2 separate regions of the Homo sapiens genome follow, and region 2 is linked to region 1. A link is an interaction called in ENCODE POLR2A ChIA-PET data of the cell type or tissue named here. Cell type or tissue: B cell. All regions are shown on one strand. Each heading gives the region's core, and the rest is flanking DNA. Links, peaks and the distances in the headings are about the cores only. Region 1 overlaps KDM2B (lysine demethylase 2B). Region 2 has its middle 35 kb from the start of KDM2B.

The links. ChIA-PET counts read pairs that join two places held together with the same protein. Peaks named below come from ENCODE experiments on the same cell type or tissue, not always from the same donor. Only the 100,000 strongest peaks of a DNase experiment are listed, where the experiment ranks them.
Region 2: POLR2A ChIA-PET joins it to region 1 with 6 read pairs; 10 of 35 experiments call an interaction of 5 or more read pairs at or near these places.

The regions. Positions count from the first base shown.
Region 1 is chr12:121,492,337-121,496,336 of GRCh38, reverse strand. It overlaps KDM2B (lysine demethylase 2B), which reads left to right. Exons shown (of 23, transcript NM_032590.5): 12 at 1,672-1,758. Among named protein-coding and RNA genes, the nearest start is that of MIR7107, 50 kb to the right of the region's middle. In B cell, for the core only: CTCF peaks have their summits at 1,765 and 1,964 (motif pointing left); a DNase peak (open chromatin) is centred at 1,966.
Region 2 is chr12:121,608,134-121,623,869 of GRCh38, reverse strand. No RefSeq gene overlaps it. Among named protein-coding and RNA genes, the nearest start is that of KDM2B, 35 kb to the right of the region's middle. RefSeq lists an enhancer at 3,212-3,506 and a silencer at 8,774-8,823. In B cell, for the core only: no CTCF peak of the experiment used is centred there; a DNase peak (open chromatin) is centred at 4,839.

The DNA.
Region 1 (4,000 bases), core at 1-4,000:
TCCGGAAAAAATGTTTTTGTACAATTCAACAATCCGTGGTCCAGGATCAGAATGGGCCAGTGATAGTTCTGTGTGTGCTTAAACACATTTTTTTGTGGGGTGCTGTGGATGTGTGGATGTAGCCAAAAAAAACCCTATGTGGGTGGTCCTGGGGCAGAAAGTCTGGTGCCAGAGAGTGGGGTTCTGGGGGTCTGTCTTCATAGTTTGGGGTAGCACTAAAATCCTGTGAGCCTTTCTGGGCCTTGGTAACCTCCCCTGTAAGTTAGCTGTTAGATAATTCAGCTGGGTAGCATTTTATACCTGGATGATGTTCTAAAGTCCAGCCACACAAGGCCAAAGTCTGGCAGAGTGAGAATTCCCTTTGAAGAACCTTCAAACTGCTCACCGAGAGTGAACACAGTGTGCCTCGTGGGAGATCGCCAAGCAGCCTGGCAGTCCGTCCAACGCAGCCCATTTTTCTGCCACAATTTGGCCACGTGACTCCATCCTCAGTCAGACCAGATCAAGCATCTTCTTGTATTTAGGGCCCATGTTGCAAAAAACATTTACACGTCGTCACACAGCAGGGTTAGGGTACATGTAGCAAGCTGACTAAAGGACGGAGTCATGGCTCTATGAAGGCATCAAGGTCTGGAGGTTGGTTTTGTTTGCTTCGCTGAGTACGTAGTTAAATTTGTGAACATTAGAGGATCCGTAGTGCCACCGCCCAGCCCTCCCAGAGTGCTTGGTAGGAATTAAATGAGGCACAGTGGCTTACCCCTGTAATCCCAGCATTTTGGTAGGCTAAGGAGGGAGGATTCCTCGAGGCCAGGAGTTTGAGACAAGCTTGGGCAACATGGCATATACCCTGTCTGCACAAAAAAATTTAAAAATTATGGCTGGGCGTGTTGGCTCACGCCTGTAATCCCAGCACTTTGGGAGGCCAAGGCAGGTGGGTCACTTGAGGTCAGGAGTTGGAGACTAGCCTGGCCAACATGGCAAAATCCTGTCTGTACTAAAAATACAAAAATTAGCCCAGCGTGGTGGTGCACACCTGCATTCACAGCTACTCGGGAGGCTGGGGCAGGGAAATCGCTTGAACCCAAGAGGCAGAAGTTGCTTGAGCCCAGATTGCGCCACTGAACTCCAGCCTGGGTGACAGAGTAAGACTTTGTCTAAAAAAAAAAAAAAAATTTAGCCAGGGAGGGTGCCATGCACCTGTGGTCTCAGCTACTTAGGAGGCTAAGGCATGAGGATCACTTGATCCAGGTGGTCAAGGATGTAGTGAGCTATGATTATACAACTGCACTCCGGCCTGGGTGACAGAGCAAGATTCTGTCTCAAAAAAAAAAAAAAAAGAAAAAGTTTGTGTGTGAGTCCCCGACGCTCTGGACAAGTGCTAGATGTCATAACTGTGATCATGGGTGATACATACGTGGAAGTCACAGGGAGGTATGTGATTTGCTTTGTTAAAGAAATTTTGTAGAGGGCAGAGGGGAACGTTGTGTGTTTCGTGGGCCCCAGGGGACCCTAGTGACTTGGTTTCTATTGAATGTGTGGGTGGTGGTGGAGTCAATGGCCAGGCGCTGACTTTGTGGAGTGTGATCCTTGCTGGACTATGTCTGCTGTTCAGCTGTCTTCAGAGACCTCCCCTTCCCCCTGGGCTAATATGGATGCTTTGTTTGGCCACAGAACGTCCTGAAGGAGCACGCAGATGATGACCCTAGTCTGGCCATCACTGGGGTCCCTGTGGTGACTTGGCCAAAGAAGACTCCAAAGGTAAGACGCAGCCTGCCTGCAGCGGGCGGCCGCTTCCCACCTCCTTCCCACCTCCTGTAGGGTGAACAGCCGCGACTTTTTGGGTAGCTATGGGGCCTCCTGAGATGAAGGCACCGCAGTTAAGATGAAGGATTTTGGTGATTTGTTCCATGTTTTTGTTTTTAAAAGGGGGTTGCTTTACCTAGCTGTGGGAACTGCGAACAGTGCCGCCTGGTGGTCACTTGGAAAACTGGGGGGTGCTGACACCTCGCCTTTCCCTGTGGTTAGGTGGATTTTCTGTCTCTCCTTCCCTCACTCCCTTGCTTCTTCCCTTCCTTTTCCCTTTTCCTTTAATTGCTTCATGGGCTGTCTTCTCCTCTTTTGAAAGGAACTTTTTCTCAGTGTGTAAAACTGGTTGATGCTCAACATAAAAATGTCTAATCGGTCGAGCGCGGTGGCTCACGCCATAATCTCAGCATTTTGGGAAGTCTAGGCGGGTGGATCACCTGAGGTCAGGAGTTCGAGACCAGCCTGGCCAACATGGCAAAACCCCGTCTCTACTAAAAATACAAAAAATGCGAGCATGGTGGTGCACACATGTGGTCCCAGCTACTTGGGAGGCTGAGGCAGGAGAATCACTTGAACCTGGGAGGTGGAGGTTGCAGTGATCAGAGACTGCACCACTGCACTCCAGTCTGGGCTACAAAGTGAGACTCTATCTCAAAAAATAAAATAAAATAAAATAAAAAAAAAATGTCTAATCAAACGGGAAAGGACCAGGACATGAGGAAGAGGAATAATGGCTGTATTGTTGAGGACTTTGTAGGAGCAGTTTGTTGTCTGGACCTCCACAGCCCTTATCTTATTTACGCTTCAGCAACTCTGTGGGGTAGACAGTTGTGACTGTCATTTTACAGATGAGGAAACTGAGGCTTGAAAAGGTCAAGTCACCCGTTAGGACAGCCAAGTACACAAAGATCGGTCAGTTTGGCAGCAGAGGCCAAATTTTCATCCAGTGCTCACCTCAAAGTCCACCATCCAGAGAAAACAGTTTTGGTGAGCACCCTTCCAAAGGCGGTCCTAGGTGGGATACATATGTATCAGGTCATCTCTGTACCATCCGTCTGCCTCCACGCAGCTTCACTACTTCCTTGGACAAGTTACATAGTGTCCTGAGCCTTACTTTCCTTGATTATAAAGATGGGTTATACCAAGACTTTCTTCAGTGGTTGTCAGAACTAAATGAGATAAGGCATGCAAAACCCTTCAGACAAGGGCTGACCTGAGGTTAGTGCACTCTAAATATTATTTGTGACTTCAGTAGCCCCAAGAGGTATTTTGTTAATTTCTGATTTTTTTGGGGTTTTTTTTGGCTATTGTAAAAAACACTGAAGCCAGGCATGGTGGCTTATGCCTGTTGTTCCAGCTACTCCAGAAGCTGAGGGGGGAGGATCACCTGAGCCCAGGAGTTCAAGATCAACCTGGGTAACATAATGAGAACTCATCTCTACCAAAAAAAAAAAAAAAAAAAAAAAAAAAAGCCAGGCATGATAGTGCATGCCTGTAGTCCCAGCTATTTGGGAGGCTTAAGCAGGAGGATCGCTTGAGCCCAGGAGCTTGAGGCTGCAGTGAGCTGTGATTGCACCACTGCACTTCAGTCTGGGCAACAGATTGAGACCCTGTCTCAAAACAAAAAGGAGAAAGAAAGAAAAAAGTATGCTGTAACAGATTTCAAACACTTTTCTTTTTCTTTTTTTTTCTTTTTTTTTTGAGACGGAGTTTTGCTCTTGTCACCCAGGCTGGAGTGCAGTGGCGTGATCTCGGCTCACTGCATCCTCCGCCTCCGGAGTTCAAGCGATTCTCCTGCCTCAGTCTCCTGAGTAGCTGGGATTACAGGCACCCGCCACCATGCCCAGCTAATTTTTTGTATTTTTAGTAGAGACAGAGTTTTGCCATGTTGGGCAGTCTGGTCAATTTCAAACACTTATTACAGGCCTGGTGCAGTGGCTCTCGCCTGTAATCCCAGTACTTTGAGAGGCCAAGGTGGGCAGATCACTTGAGGTCAGGAGTTCGAGACTAGCCTGGCCAACATGGCGAAACTCCGTCTCTACTAAAAATACAAAAATTAACTGGGCATGGTGGCACGCGCCTGTAATCCCAGCTACTCAGGAGGCTGAGGCAAGAGAATTGCTTGAACCTGGGAGGTGGAGGTTGCAGTGAGCTGAGATGGCGCCACTGCACTTCAGCCTGGGGATGCACTATA
Region 2 (15,736 bases), core at 3,068-7,067, 120 kb before region 1:
ATTTTTAGTAGAGACGGGGTTTCACCATATGGACCAGGATGGTCTCGATCTCTTGACCTGGTGATCCACCCGCCTCAGCCTCCCAAAGTGCTGGGATTACAGGCGTGACGCACCGCGCCATGGCCCGCCTTTGTACTTCTTACCCCTTTCACTCAACATTTGTGTCTCAGCTCAAATAGCACCTCCTGAGAGACCTTCCCTCTATTGAAGTAGCCCCGGTGTCACAATCTGTCACCTCATCCTGATTTCTTCCCTTTATAGCTGTGATCACTACAGCATCTGAAATCATCTAGCTTATTTAGTTGACCTGTTCATCTGTTTAAGCATTAAAAAAAAAAAAAAGTGTGGCCAGGCGCGGTGGCTCACACCTGTTATCCCAACACTTTGGAAGGCCCAAGCGGGTGGATCACCTAAGGTCAGGAGTTCGAGACCAGCCTGGCTAACATGGTGAAACCCCCATCTCTACTAAAAATACAAAAAAAATTAGCCAGGTATGATGGGGCACGCCTATAATCCTAGCAACTGGGGAAGCTGAGGTAGGATAATTGCTTGAACGCAGGAGGCAGAGGTTGCAGTGAGCTGAGATCAGGCTGCTGCACTCAAGCCTGGGCGACAGAGGGAGACTCCGTCTCCAATAAAAAATAATAGTGACAGCGTCTCCCCATGTTGAGCATGCTGGTCTCAAACTCCTGGGCTCAAGGGATCCTCCCATCTGGGCCTCCCAAAGTTCTGGAATTACAAGCATGAGCCACTGTGTCCAGCCTATTCAAACATTTTATTTTATTTTATTATTATTTTAGGACAGAGTCTCTCTCTGTTCCCCAGGCTGCAGTGCAGTGGCTCGATCTCGGCTCACTGCAACCTCCGCCTCCTGGGTTCAACCGATTATTCTGGCTCAGCCTCCTAAATAACTGGGATTACAGGTGTCCATCACCACACCCAGCTAATTTTTTGTATTTTTAGTAGAGTCAGGGTTTCACCATGTTGGCCAGGCTGGTCTCGAACTCCTGACCTCAAGTGATCCACCCATCTCAGCCTCCCAAAGTGCTGGGATTACAGGTGTAAACCATTGTGCCCAACGTATTTAAACATTTTATTTTATTTTTATTTTTATTATTTTTAAGATGGAGTCTCGCTCTGTCCCCCAGGCTAGAGCGTAGTGGCTCAATCTCAGCTCACTGCAACCTCCAATTCCTAGGTTCAAGCGATTCTTCTGCCTCAGCCTCCTGAGTAACTAGGATTACAGGTGCCCACCAGCACACCCAGCTAATTTTTTATATTTTTAGTAGAGACAGGGTTTCACCATGTTGTCCAGGCTAGTCTCGAACTCCTGAACTCAGATGATCTGCCTGCCTCAGCCTCCCAGAGTGCTGGGATTACAGATGTGAGCCACTGCGCCTGGCCTTATTTATTTATTTATTTATTTATTTATTTATTTATTTATTTATTGAGACAGGGTCTCAATAGTCACCCAGGCTGGAGTGCAGTAGCACATCTCTACTTAAAAAAAAAAAAAAAAAAAAAGGCCAGGCGCGGTGGCTCACACCTATAATCCCAGCACTTTGGGAGGCTGAAACCGGCGGATCGCGAGGTCAGGAGATTGAGACCATCCTGGCTAACACGGTGAAACCCCGTCTCTACTAAAAATACAAAAAAATTAGCTGGGTGTGGTGGCGGGCGCCTGTAGTCCCAGCTACTTGGGAGGCTGAGGCAGGAGAATGGCGTGAACCCGGGAGGCGGAGCTTGCAGTAAGCCAAGATGGTGCCACTGCACTCCAGCCTGGGCGACAGAGCGAGACTCTGTCTCCAAATAAATAAATAAATAAGACTAGGCACGGTGGCTCACACCTGTAATCCCAGCACTTTGGGAGGCTGAGGTGGGCGGATCACCTGAGAGGACAGGAGTTCAAGACCAGCCTGACCAACATGGAGAAACCTCGTCTCTACTAAAAATACAAAAATTAGCTGGTGTGGTGGCGCATGCCTGTAATCCCAGCTACTTGGGAGGCTAAGGCAGGAGAACCGCCTGAACCCGGGAGGTGGAGTTTGCGATGAGATGAGATTATGCCATTGCACTCCAGCCTGGGCAATAAAAGCAATACTCTGTCTCAATAAATAAATAAATAAACCAGATGTGGTGGCGTGAGCCTGTACTCCCAGCTTCTTGGAATGAAGCTGCGGTGATCACACCACTGTCCTCCAACCTAGGCAATAAAGCGAGATCCTGTCTCAAAGAAAAAACAACTAAATAAATAAATGAATCATGGGCCAGGTGTGGTGGCTCATGCTTATAATTCCAACACTTTGGGAGGCCGAGGCGGTAGATCACTTAAGGTCAGGAGTTTGAGACCAGCCTGGCCAACATGGCGAAACTCCGTCTCCATTAAAAATACAAAAATTAGGCCGGGCACGGTGACTCACGCCTGTAATTCCAGCCCTTTCGGAGGCTGAGGCAGGTGGATCACCTGAGGTCAGGAGTTCAAGACCAGCCTGGTCAACATGGTAAAAGCCCATCTCTTCTAAAAATACAAAAATTAGCCGGGCTTGGTGGTGCATGCCTATAATCCCAGCTACTTGGGAGGCTGAGGCAGAAGAAGTGCTTGAACCCGGCAGGCAGAGGTTGGAGTGAGCAGAGATCACGCCACTGCACTGTAGCCTGGGCGACAGAGTAAGACCCTGTGTCAAAATAAGAAAAAATTAGCCGGGCGCGGTGGCTCACACCTGTAATCCCAGCACTTTAGGAGTCCAAGGCGGGCAGATCACGAGGTCTGGAGTTTGAGACCAGTCTGGCCAACATGGTGAAACCCCGTCTCTACTAAAAATACAAAAATTAGTCGAGCGTGGGGGCACACACCTGTAGTCCCAGCTACTTGGGAGGCTGAGGCAGGAAAATTGCTTGAACCCGGGAGGCAGAGGTTGCAATGAGCCGAGATCACACCACTGCACTCCAGCCTGGGTGACAGAGCTAGACTCCATCTCAAAAAAGAAAAAATTAGTTGGGTGTGGTGGCCAGGCCTGTAATCCCAGCTACTCCGGAGGCTGAGGCAGAAGAATTGCTTGAATCCAGGAGGCGAAAGTTGCAGTGAGCCGAGATCCTGCCACTGAACTCCAGCCTGGGCGACAGAGGGAGACTCAGTCTCTCAAAATCAATCAATCAATCAATCACGTCGCTATCACCCCAGGGCCTCCCACTGGCTACTGCCAATGGAAACAGGTTCAATGAACAAAACAATGCAATGTCCTTGGTTCCCAGAAACCCCCAGTTCAGGACTAGGAACACACAACATTTAGCAGCTAAGAGGGCCTGAGGTCTGGAGGGGGAAGAGGCCGGAAGCTGGGAGGAGAGATTTGCTGATTTTAGAGGAACAAAAGGATCTGGGAGTGGTGACTCAGAGGGGGCTTTGGGGTGGTGAGGGTTTCCTTTCCCCAGCTACTATGTCACGCTCCTCACCCCTCTCCTAATATTCTGTGTGGTTTGAATTTCCCCATCTGCACAGATCACAAGTAATAAAAACTTGGGTGGGGTGTCTGGACCATCCCTGCCTCCTGCCCCAGGATCCTAGAGGGGTCCATGGTTACTAACTTTTCCCCACAGTTTTTTTTTTTTTTTTGGTGGTGGGGAGACAGGGGTCTCATTGTGTTACCCAGGCTGCATTCGGACTCCTGGGCTCCACAGGCATGCACCACCAAGCCCGGCTAGAACAATGTTTTCATACCCCTGGCGATGGGAAGCTCACTCCTTCTAGAAGCTGAGCATGTCTGATTGGTTGTCTGATACTTCAAAAGTTGTCCTTGTATGGAGCTGGGGGCAGCTTCCCTGTCAGTCCTTCCTTGTGTCCTGACTCAGAATGCATGAAATCCCTCTGCCAGCCAGCCCTGGTGCCAGCTCCACAAGACATCTGGGAGGCAGCTTTTGTGAGTGATCTTGAAGGTTTTCATGGTCAAAGAATTGGGGTGAAGGAGGCTGGAAACCAAGTGAGACACTGTCAGGGGGCTGGTTACAAAATGCAGAATGGGGTCGGGTTGGTGAGCCCTGGTGTTGGTCTCAGAATGGTTCTCTGACTCTGGAGCTTAGACTATGCCAGGGGAGTGTGAACTCTGTCTCCTTGCTCTCCAGTTTCTGGGCTTATAGTGCTCATTCTTCCTCCCTCCACTCCTACCCCCTCACTGGTCAGAAGTCTTTGTTGGGTCTGAGTTTGTGCCCATGCCTTTAAAAGTGAGAACTTTTTCTGGCCTGGATAAGAAATCTTTGCTGACGACGCGGTGACTCATGCCTGTAATCCCAGCATTTTGGGAGGCTGAGGTGGACGGATCACCTGAGGTCAGGAGTTCGAGACCAGCCTGGCCAGCATGGTGAAACTGCATCTCTACTAAAAATACAAAAATTATCCGGGCATGGTGGCACATGCCTGTAATCCCAGCTATTCAAGAGGCTGAGGCACAAGAATCACTTGAACCCAAGAGGCGGAGGTTGCAGTGAGCTGAGATCACACCATTACACTCCAGCCTGGGCCATAGAGTAAGACTCTATTTAAAAAAAAAAAAAAAGAAAAAAAGAAATCTTTGCCAACCACAAGGTCACGAAGATATTCACCTGTGTTTTCTTTTAAAAGTTTTAGGCCAGGCATGGTGGCTCATGCCTATAATCTCAGCACCTGGGGAGGCCAGGTCGAGAGGATCACTTGAGACCAGGAGGTTTGAGACCAGCCTGGGCAACATAGTGGAACCCTGTCTCTACCCTCCACCCACCCCGCCAAAAATAAAAGTGTTTTTGCTTGTATGTTTAGGTCTGTGATCCGTGTCATACTGATTTTTTTCTATTTCTGTTTTTTTCTTAGAGACAAGGTCTTGCTCTGTTGCCCAGGCTGGAGTGCAGTGGCTCTTCATAGGTGTGATCATTGCACACTACAGCCTCAAATTCATGACTCAAGTGATTCTCACTCCTGCCTCAGCTTCTCAAGTAGCTGAGCCTATAGCCCATCAATCAAATACAGATTTTTGAGTGAAGCAAGCTTTCCCCACTGAAATGCATGGACATTTTTGTCAAAAATCACGTGACTACTATACATGACAGACTGTTTCTGAACTCTCTATTCTAGTCTGTGGATCTATTTGTCTACTCTCATGCCAATAGATACTGTGTTGATTACTCTAGGTTTAAAGTAAATCTTGGGGGCAGGGCGTGGTGGCTCACACCTGTAACCCCAGTACTTTGGGGGGGCCAAGGTGGGCGGATCACTTGAGGTCAGGAGTTTGAGACCAGTCTGACCAACATGGTGAAACCTCATCTCTACTAAAAATACAAAAATTAGCTGGGCATGGTGGCCCGCACCTGTAGTCCCAGCTATTTGGGAGGCTAAGGCAGGAGAACCCTTGAACCCGGGAGACGGAGGTAGCAGTGAGCCGAGGTCACGCCACTGCACTCCATACTGGGCGACAGAGTAAGACTCCGTCTCAAAAGTAAATAAATTGGCCGGGCGCAGTGGCTCATGCCTGTAATCCCAGCACTTTGGGAGGCCGAGGCGGGCCGATCACAAGGTCAGGAGATCGAGACCATCCTGGCTAACACGGTGAAACCTCATCTCTACTAAAAATACAAAAAATTAGCCAGGCGTGGTGGCAGGCGCCTGTAGTCCCAGCTACTCTGGAGGCTGAGGCAGGAGAATGGCATGAACCCGGGAGGCAGAGCTTGTAGTGAGCTGAGATCGCGCCATTGCACTCTAGCCTGGGTGACAGAGTGAGACTCCATCTCAAAAAAAAAAAAAAAAGTAAATAAATTAATAAATAAATAAATAAAAATAAAATAAGTCTTGGGGAAAAAAAACCCCATAAATTCCTCAAAATTAAAAAAAAAAAAGTCTCGGCCGGGCATGGTGGTTCACGCCTGTAATCCCAGCACTTTGGGAGGCCGAGGCGGGCGGATCACGAGGTTAGGAGTTTGAGACCAGCCTGGTCAACGCAGTGAAATCCTGTCTCTACTAAACATACAAAAATTAGCCGGATGTGGTGGCACGCACCTGTAGTCCCAGCTACTCGGGAGGCTGAGGCAGGAGAATTGCTTGAACCTGGGAGGTGGAGGTTGCAGTGAGCCGAGACGGGGCCACTACACTTCAGCCTGGGTGACAGAGCAAGACCCTGTCTCAAAAAAAAAAGTCTCTTTTTTAAGACAGAGTCTCTCTCTATTGCCCAGGCTGGAGTGCAATGGCACGTTCTGGGCTCACTGCAACCTCGGCTCCCGGGTTCAAGCGATTCTCCTGCTTCAGCCTCCCGAGTAGCTAGGATTACAGGTGCCTGCTGCCACATCCAGCTAATTTTTGTATTTTTAGTAGAAACAGGGATTCGCCGTGTTGGCCAGGCTGGTCTGGAACTCCTGACCTCAGGTTATTCACCCACCTCAGCCTCCCAAAGTGCTGAGATTACAGACATGAGTCACCACGCCCGGCCTCAAAATAAGTCTTAAAGTCAGGTAGAGGTAAGACCTTCAACTTGTTCCCTCCCTCCCTTCCTCCCTTCCTTCCTTCCTTCTTTTTTTTTCACAGGGGTCTTGGTCTCTTGCCCAGACTGGAGTGCAGTGGCACAATCTCAGCCCACTATAACCTCTGCCTCCCGGGTGCAAGTGATCCTCTCAGCTCAGCCTCCCAAGTAGCTAGGGCTACAGGCCTGCATCACCACATCTGGCTAATTTTTGTGTTTTTTTTTTTTTTTTTTTTTTTGTAGAGACAGGGGGTCTTGCCACGTTGCCCAGGCTGGTCTTGAACTCCTGGGCTCAAGCGATCCGCTTGCCTCAGCCTCCCAAAGTGCTGGGATTAAAGGCTAGAGCCACTGTGACCAGCTTCTTTTTTGTTGTTGTTGTTTTGAGATGAAGTTTCATTCTGTTGCCTAGACTGGAGTCCAGAGGCACGATTATGGCTCACTGCAGCCTTGACCTCCTGGGTTCAAGTGACCCTCCCACCTCAGCCTGCCAAGTAGCTGAGACTACATGCACACACCACCACACCTGGCTAATTTTTTATTATTTATAAAGATGGGATCTAATATGTTGCCTAGGCCAGTCTCAAAACTCCTGGACACAAGCGATCCTCCTGCCATGGCCTCCCAAAATGCTGGGATTACAGGCGTGAGCTAACCTACCCAGCCTAGTTCTCTTTTTCTTTTCTTTTCTTTCTTTCTTTTTTTTTTTTTTTTTTTGAGACGGAGTTTTGCTCTTGTTGCCCAGGCTGGAGCGCAATGGCATGATCTCAGCTCACTGCAACCTCCACCTCCTGGATTCAAGTGATTCTCCTGCCTCAGCCTCCCGAGTAGCTGGGATTACAGGCATGCACCACCACGCCCGGGTAATTTTTACATTTTTAGTAGAGACGAGGTTTCTACATGTTGGTCAGGCTGGTCTTGAACTCGTGACCTCAGGTGATCCACCCACCTCAGCCTCCCAAAGTGCTGGATTACAGGCATGAGCCACCACGCCTAGTCTAGTTCTCCTTTTTCAAAACTGAATTTGCTGTACAGAATGTTGGGGTAAATTTTGTCAATACACATATGCCTTGGAGAATCACTATATCCCTTAACTTGGTGGGTGTCAGCAGGATCATTTTCCTGGACGGTCTGACATCCTCTATTAGCAAAGCAGGCCACACTGCAGAGATCAGACACATGAGATCAGGTTGGACTCTTAAAGGTTAAACTGTGTCCCCCCAAAAAAGACATTGCAGTCCTAAACCTCAGTACCTCAGAATGTGACCTCATTTGGGGCTGGGCGCAGTGGCTCACGCCTGTAATTTCAACACCTTGGGAGACTGAGGCAGGCGGATCACCTGAGGTCAGGAGTTCAAGACCAGCCTGGCAAACATGGTGAAACCCCATCTCTACTGAAAATACAAAAAGTAGCCAGGAGGTGGAGGTTGCAGTGAGCCAAGATTGCGCCATTGCACTGCAGCCCGGCAGACAAGAGTGAAACTCCACCTCAAAAAGAAGAATGTGGCCGGCTGGGCACGATGGCTCACGCCTGTAATCCCAGCACTTTGGGAGGCCGAGGCAGGCGGATCACGAGGTCAGGAGATCGAGACCATCCTGGCTAACACGGTGAAACCCCCGTCTCTAATGAAAAAAATACAAAAAATTAGCCAGGCATGGTGGCAGGTGCTTGTAGTCCCAGCTACTCGGGAGGCTGAGGCAGGAGAATGGCGTGAACCTGGAAGGCAGAACTTGCAGTGAGCCGAGATCACGCCACTGCACTCCAGCCTGGGTGACAGAGCGAGACTCCGTCTCAAAAAAAAACAAAAGAAGAAGACTGTGGCCAGGCACGGTGGCTCACATCTGTAATCCCAGCACTTTGGGAGGCCGAGGAGGGTGGATCAGGAGGTCAGGAGTTGGAGACCAGCCTGGCCAACATGGTGAAACCCGATCTCTACTAAAAATACAAAAATTAGCTGGGTGTGAAGGCAAGCGACTGTTGTAATCCTAGCTACTTGGGAGGCTGAGGCAGGAGAATCTCTTGACACTGGAAGGCAGAGGTTGCAGTCAGCTGAGATTGTGCCATTGCACTCCAGCCTGGGCGAAAGAGTGAAACTCTCTAAAAAAAAAAAAAAAAACCACAAACAAAAAAAAACGAAGAATGTGACCTCATTTGGAAATACAGCCTTTACAGAGGTAATCAAATTAAAATGAGGTCATAGGGTGGGCACTTATTTCGTTTGGATCTGTGTCCCCACCCAAATCTCATGTTCAATTGTAATCCCCAGTGTTGGAGATGGAGCCTGGTGAGAGGTGATTGGATCACGGGGCCAGTTTCTCATGAATGGTTTAGCACCATCCTCTTGGTGCTATGACAGTGAGTGAGATCTGGTTGTTTAAAAGTGTATAGCACCTCCCCGCCCCTCTCTTCCTCCTGCTCCCGCCATGTGAAGGGCTGGTTCCTCCTTTGCCTTCCGCCATGATTGGAAGCTTCTTGAGGCCTCCCCAGAAGCAGATGCTGCAATGTTTCCTGCACAACCTTCCGAACCAAGAGCCAATTAATCCTCTTTTCTTTCTTTCTTTCTTTCTTTTTTTTTTTTTGACGGAGTCTCGCTCTGTCGCCCAGGCTGGAGTGCAGTGGCGCAATATCAGCTCACTGCAAGCTCCACCTCCCGGGTTCACGGCCATTCTCCTGCTTCAGCCTCCGGAGTAGCTGGGACTACAGGCGACTGCCACCACGCCCAGCTGATTTTTTTGTATTCATCCTCTTTTCTTTATAAATTACTCAGTCTTAGGTATTTCTTTTTCTTTTTTTTTTTCGAGACAGAGTCTCACTCTGTTGCCCAGGCTGGAGTGCAGTGGCGCGATCTGGGCTCACTTTAACTTCCGCCTCTGGGTGCAAGCAATTCTCTGCCTCCGCCTCCCGAGTAGCTGGGATTACAGGTGCCTGCCACCACGCCCAGCTAATTTTTGTATTTTTAGTAGAGATGAGGATTCACCATCTTGGACCGGCAGGTTGAACTGCTGACCTCGTGATCCACCTGCCTCAGCCTCCCAAAGTGCTGGGAGTACAGGCGTGAGCCACTGTGCCCGGCCTAGGTATTTTTTTTTTTTTTTTTTTTGAGATGGAGTCTCGCTCTGTCTTCCAGGCTGGAGTGCAGTGGCTCAATGTTGGCTCACTGCAACCTCCACCTCCCTGGTTCAAGCAATTCTCCTGCCTCAGCCTCCCGAGTAGCTGGGATTACAGGAGTGCATCACCACGCCCGGCTAATTTTTGTATTTTTAGTAGAGAGGGGGTTTCGCCATGTTGGCCAGGCTGGTCTCGAACTCCTGGCCTCAAATGATCTGTCCGCCTCGGCCTCCCAAAATGCTGGGATTACAGGCGTGAACCATGGTGCCCAGCCTCAGGTATTTCTTTTCATTTTTTTTTTTTTTTTTCTAAATGGAATTTTGTGCTTGTTGCCCAGGCTGGAGTGCAGTGGTGCAATCTCGCCTCACTGCAACCTCCACCTCCTGGGTTCAAGCGATTCTCCTGCCTCAGCCTCCCGAGTAGCTGGGATTATAGGCGCCTGCCACAACGTCCGACTAATGTTTTGTAGTTTTAGTAGAGACAGGGTTTCCCCATTTTGGCCAGACTTGTCCCGAACTCCTGACCTCAGGTGATCTGCTGGCCTGGGCCTCCCAAAGTGCTGGAATTACAGGTGTGAGTCACCGTGCCCAGCTTGGTATTTCTTTATAGCAATGACAGAACAGACTCATACAGCCCTCTTCCAATATTACTAATATCCTTATAAAAAGGAGAAGTGTGAAATTTGCAAGGAGCAGTGGCTCTTGTCTGGGGTTCCCGCTACTAGTGAGGCTGAGGCAGGAGCATTGCTTGATCCCATGAGGTCAAAGCTGCACTGAGCTGTGAGCGTGACACTGCACTCCAGCCTTGGCAACAGTGTGAGACCCTGTCTCAAAAAAGACAAAAACAGCCAGGCACCGTGGCTCACGCCTGTAATCCCAGCCTTTTGGGAGGCCGAGGCGGGCGGATCACCTGAGGTCAGGAGTTGGAGACCAGCCTGACCAACATGGAGAAAACTTATCTCTACTAAAAATACAAAATTAGCCGGGCGTGGTGGCATGTGCCTGTAATCCCAGTTACTCGGGAGGCTAAGGTAGGAGAATGGCTTGAACCCGGGAGGAGGAGGTTGTAGTGAGCCAAGATCGCACCACTGCACGCCAGCCTGGGCAACAAGAGCGAAACTCTGTCAGAAAAAAAAAACAAAAAACAAAAAACAAAAACAAAGGAGGAAATTTAGACACAGACAGACATGTACAGAGGGAAGACCACATGAATGGACACAAGAAGACGGCCGTCTACAAGCCAGGTAGCTCGAGCAGCAGGGCCTGGGGCATGTCCTTCCCTGGTTCCTTCCGAGGGACCGTGGCCTTGCTGACATCTTGATTTTGGACTTCTGGCCTCCAGAACTGTGAGACAATAAGTTTCTCTCCTAAGCCACCCAGTTTGTGGGACTTAAAAAAATTTTTTTGGGGGGGCCGGGCGTGATGGCTCACGCCTGTAATCCCAGCACTTTGGGAGGCCGAGGTGGGCGGATCACCTGCGGTCAGGAGACCAGCCTGGGCAACATGGCGAAACCCTGTCTCTACTAAAAAATACAAAAGTTAGCTGGGAATGGTGGTGTACGCCTGTAGTCCCAGCTACTCGGGAGGCTGAGGTGGAAGAATCGTTTGAACCCAGGAGGCGGGGGTTGCAGTGAGCTGAGATCAGGCCATTGTACTCCAGCCTGGGTGACAGAGTGAGACTCTGTCTCAAAAAAAAAAAAACAAAAAACAAAAAACAGGTCAGGAGCGGTGGCTCACGCCAGGACTTTGGGAGGCCAAGGCAGGCGGATCACGAGGTCAGGAGATCGAGACCATCCTGGCTAACATGGTGAAACCCTGTCTCTACTAAAAATACAAAAAATTAGCTGGGCGTGGTGGCGGATGCCTGTAGTCCCAGCTACTCGGGAGGCTGAGGCAGGAGAATGGCGTGAACCTGGGAGGCAGAGCTTGCAGTGAGCCAAGATCGCGCCACTGCACTCCAGCCTGGGCAACAGAGTGAGACTCCATCTCAAAAAAAAAAAAAAAAAAAGAAGAAGAAAAGAATACAAGGAGGCTGGAGTGATTTGGGGTGGGGTCTTCAGCCAGCCAAGGAAGTTGAATTCTAATGGGGCTGCAAGTGTGTTCAGATGAGATTAGATCATTATGCAGAGTTTGGAGCTAGGCACTCTTGGATTTGAATCCCAGTTTTGTCAGTTTGTAACTGTGCCACTTTGGGCAAGCACCCCAGCCTCTCTGAGCCCCATCTGTGAAAGGGGAATATTGATGGGACTTGGCAAAGAGGTTGTTATGAGTGTTTCATGAAAGAAAAGTTGTCTGGCAATTAGCACAGCGCTCAGTAAATGGTGGCTCCAACCTTCCCTCTCATGGGATGTGCTGTGCTCAGAGAAAGAGGATTGCTGCCTTCCAGATTGAATGAATTGACTGATCTGTAAGTCTTTAGTGAAGGTAGTATATCTGTGAGAATCTGACCAGGACAAACAGTTACCACACTAAGAGCATTTATCCTGAGAATTGCTCCAGGGGTAATGGAAGACTTACAGGAAAAGGCAGGCAGGGGAAGGGCAGCCCCCAGGTTAGCCCCAGCAGGAGGACTGCTATCACCCTGGGGTTGGAGGGACAGAGGCAGGGGGTGGTGTTTCTGGTACCGAAGAGGGACTGGAGTCCTCAGGCAGAAGCCAGAGCCACAGTGGACCTGTCTGGTGGGAGGTGGAGCTGGAGATCCCACCTGAGGCAGAGGGGTAGGAACACCCTGGATTCCCCTCCTCCCACCACCTGGCTCCTCCCACCCACCAGGCTCCTCCCACCACCAGGCTCCTCCCACCCACCAGGCTCCTGGCACTGCCTCCAGTTGGTCCATCTGTGCAGGAAGCCACCCTGCCAAAGGTTGGCCACCCTGTGATCTGGAGCAAGGCTAGAGAAAGGCAAGGGAGGGGTCCAAGGGCAAAGAAGTGCAGGCCCAACACTGGGGTGTGGGGGTTCCATCCGTTCTCTCTGGAGATTCCAGATTCCCCATCTAGAAAACGGGGATAATAATAGCACCTACTTATAGAATAGCTGACTGCCTACAACAGTGTAACACGTGTAAGCAGGTGAGCCCAGCAGCTGGCACACAGTAGGGAGTACCCCATAGATGTCATGAACAACCTAGTTAGCTGTTTTCTGCTCAGAGGATGAAAGGAGGTAACAGGGCCAGGCACAGTGGCTCACACCTGTAATCCCAGTACTTTGGGAGGCTGAGGCAGGAGGATCGCTTGAGCCCAGGAGTTCAAGACCAGCCTGGGCAACATAGTAAAACCCTGCCTCTAATAAAAAAAAAAAAAGAGAGAGAGAGAAAGAGGAAAAGAAATGAGAAAAAGAGAAAGAAAGAAAAGAAAAGAAAGAAAGAGCAAGAAGAAAGGGAAAGAAAGAAAAGAAAGAAAGAGAAAGAAAGAAGAAAAGAAATGAAAAGAGCTGAGCTAACAGGACAGGGCCTGGGAATAAATTCGAGGTACAGGAACAGTGCTAGGGCTGGTGATATTTTTGTCTTGGAGACGTGTCCATCTGTCCTCTCTCCATTCTAAGCTGGTGAGTCTGTCGGTCTCCTTTTAGAAATCCTGAGTCAGGGCAGCTCTTACCAAGTTCAGGGTGGCTCGAAGTTTGGCCTCTGTGCTCCCTCAAAAGGATTTCAAATCCACTAGATTTTTAGTTGGTTTCTCTGCCTCCTACCATTGCCAAACTTCCCTTGCCTCCCCCAGCCTGGGGCTGAGCCATTTCCAGGATCTCGCTTTGTATAATTAAAAAGAAAAATAGAACAGCTGATGTTGCCAAACATGTATTTAAAGTGACACCCTGAGTTCAAGGAGTGGAAAATAAAAACGTTTAAGGTTTAGATTAAAAGTCTCCATGCTCAGCTGTCTCCTAACCCTGGGATTTCTCCACAGCCCGGCCGCCTTTAATCCCCTGCCCTGGCTCGTAAAAGCCCTTTAGACTGAGGGCATTTATTTCCCAGAGAACAGTTCCAGCCTAATCACATAAAAACACCCGCATCCTGGGAACAGCCTGTCAAACACAGTGTGGCTCTGTGAGGCCCCAGAGAAGCTGGAGAAATTGTAGTTCTGATCACCCCAGGAGTCACGCTGCAGTCACTTTCCTAGACTGCACCCTTCCCCACAATATCCAATTCATCAATAAACCCAGTCAGTTCTAGCCCCTAGCATTTTCTTTTTCTTTTTCTTTTTTTTTTTGAAACGGAGTCTCGCTCCGTCGCCCAGGCTGGAGTGCAGTGGCGCGATCTCGGCTCACTGCAAGCTCCGCCTCCCGGGTTCACACCATTCTCCTGCCTCAGCCTCCTGAGTAGCTGGGACTACAGGCGCCCGCCACCACGCCCAGCTAATTTTTTTTTGTATTTTTTAGTAGAGACGGGGTTTCACCTTGTTAGCCAGGATGGTCTCGATCTCCTGACCTCGTGATCCACCTGCCTCGGCCTCCCAAGGTGCTGGGATTACAGGCGTGAGCCACTGCGCCCGGCCTCCCCTAGCATTTTCTTGAGATCTGAGCTCTTCCGTCCAGCAGCAACCATTCCATCACATCCGGGCTGCCATTGTTGCCCACCCACACGTCTGCAGTTACCCACCCGGGCTCTCTGCTTCTGCTGATCCCGCTAAAGCCCATTCTGTAATAGCAACAAGAAATAGTTTTTGAAACATAAATCTGATCATGTCCTTTCTCTGCTTGTATTAGTTTCCCATTGCTGCTGTAAGAAATTACCATAAATTGGCCGGGCGCGGCGGTTCATGCCTGTAATCCCAGCACTTTGGGAAGCCGAGGTGGGCAGATCACCTGAGGTCAAGAGTTCGAGACCAGCCTGGCCAACATGGTGAAACCCCATCTCTACTAAAATTTCAAAAATTAGCCGGGCGTGGTGGCAGTCTCCTGTAATCCCAGCTACTCAGGTGGCTGAGGCATGAGAATCTCTTGAACCCAGGAGGCAGAGGTTGCAGTGAGCCGAGATTGCGCCATCACACTCCAGCCTGGGGGACAAGACCGAGTCTTTGTCTCCAAAAAAAAAAAAAAAAAAAAAAGCAAAAATTAACCAGGCGTGGTGGCGGGTGCCTGTAATCCCAGCGACTCGGGAGGCTGAGGCAGGAGAATTGCTTGAACCCGGGAGGCGGAGCTTGCAGTGAGCCGAGATCACATCACTGCACTCCAGCCTGGGCGAGACAGAGTGAGACTCCATCTCAAAACACACACACAAACACACACACACACACACACACACAAATTCATTATCTTAGTTCTAGAGGTAAGAAGTTCAAAATGAATCATCAGGGGCCAAAATTAAGGTGACAGCAGGGCTGGTTCCTTTGGAGGCTCCAATGAGATAATGGGAAAATCCATTTCTTGCTTTTTCCCTTCTGCTGGCTGCCTGCATTCCTTAGTGTGCAGCCCCTTCTGTTTCTAAAGCAGGTCACGCCTCTCCAGACTCTGCTTCCATTGTCACATCGCTTCTCTGACCTCCTCTACCTCTCCTGAGGACACCTGTGGTTACACTGGGCCCACCCAGGTAATCCAGGATCAATCTTAAAATCCTTCACTCCATCACATCCGCAAAGTCCCTTCATCCATATACGGTCACATATTCACAGGTGCCAGACAGTAAGACATGGACATCCCTGGGGGACATTTACTCAGCCTGCCACACTGTGTACAGCCCTCCAGTGACCATGCATCTGAGAATCTGAGTTAGGATGAAATCCAAGCGCCTTCCCCAGCATGGGAAAGACTGATGTGATCTAGTTCCTGCCTATCTCTCCAGTGTGGTGGCTCACGTTTGCAATGTCAGCACTTTGGGAGGCCAAGGCGGGTAGATCACCTGAGGTTAGGAGTTCAAGACCAGCCTGGCCAACATGGCGAAACCCCATCACTACCAAAAATACAAAAATTAGCCAGGCAGTGTGTTGTGACGCATGACTGTAATCCCAACTACTCAGGAGGCTGAGGCATCAGAATCGCTTAAACCTGGGAGGCAGAGGTTGCAGCGGGTGGAGATCGCACCACTGCTCTCCAGCCTGGGTGACAGAGTAAGCCCCCATCTCAAAACAAAACAAAACAAACAAACAAAATTTCAAGCCAGGTGCCTATAATCCCAGCACATTTGGAGGTCAAGTCAGGAGGATCACTTGAGCCCAGGAGTTCCAGAT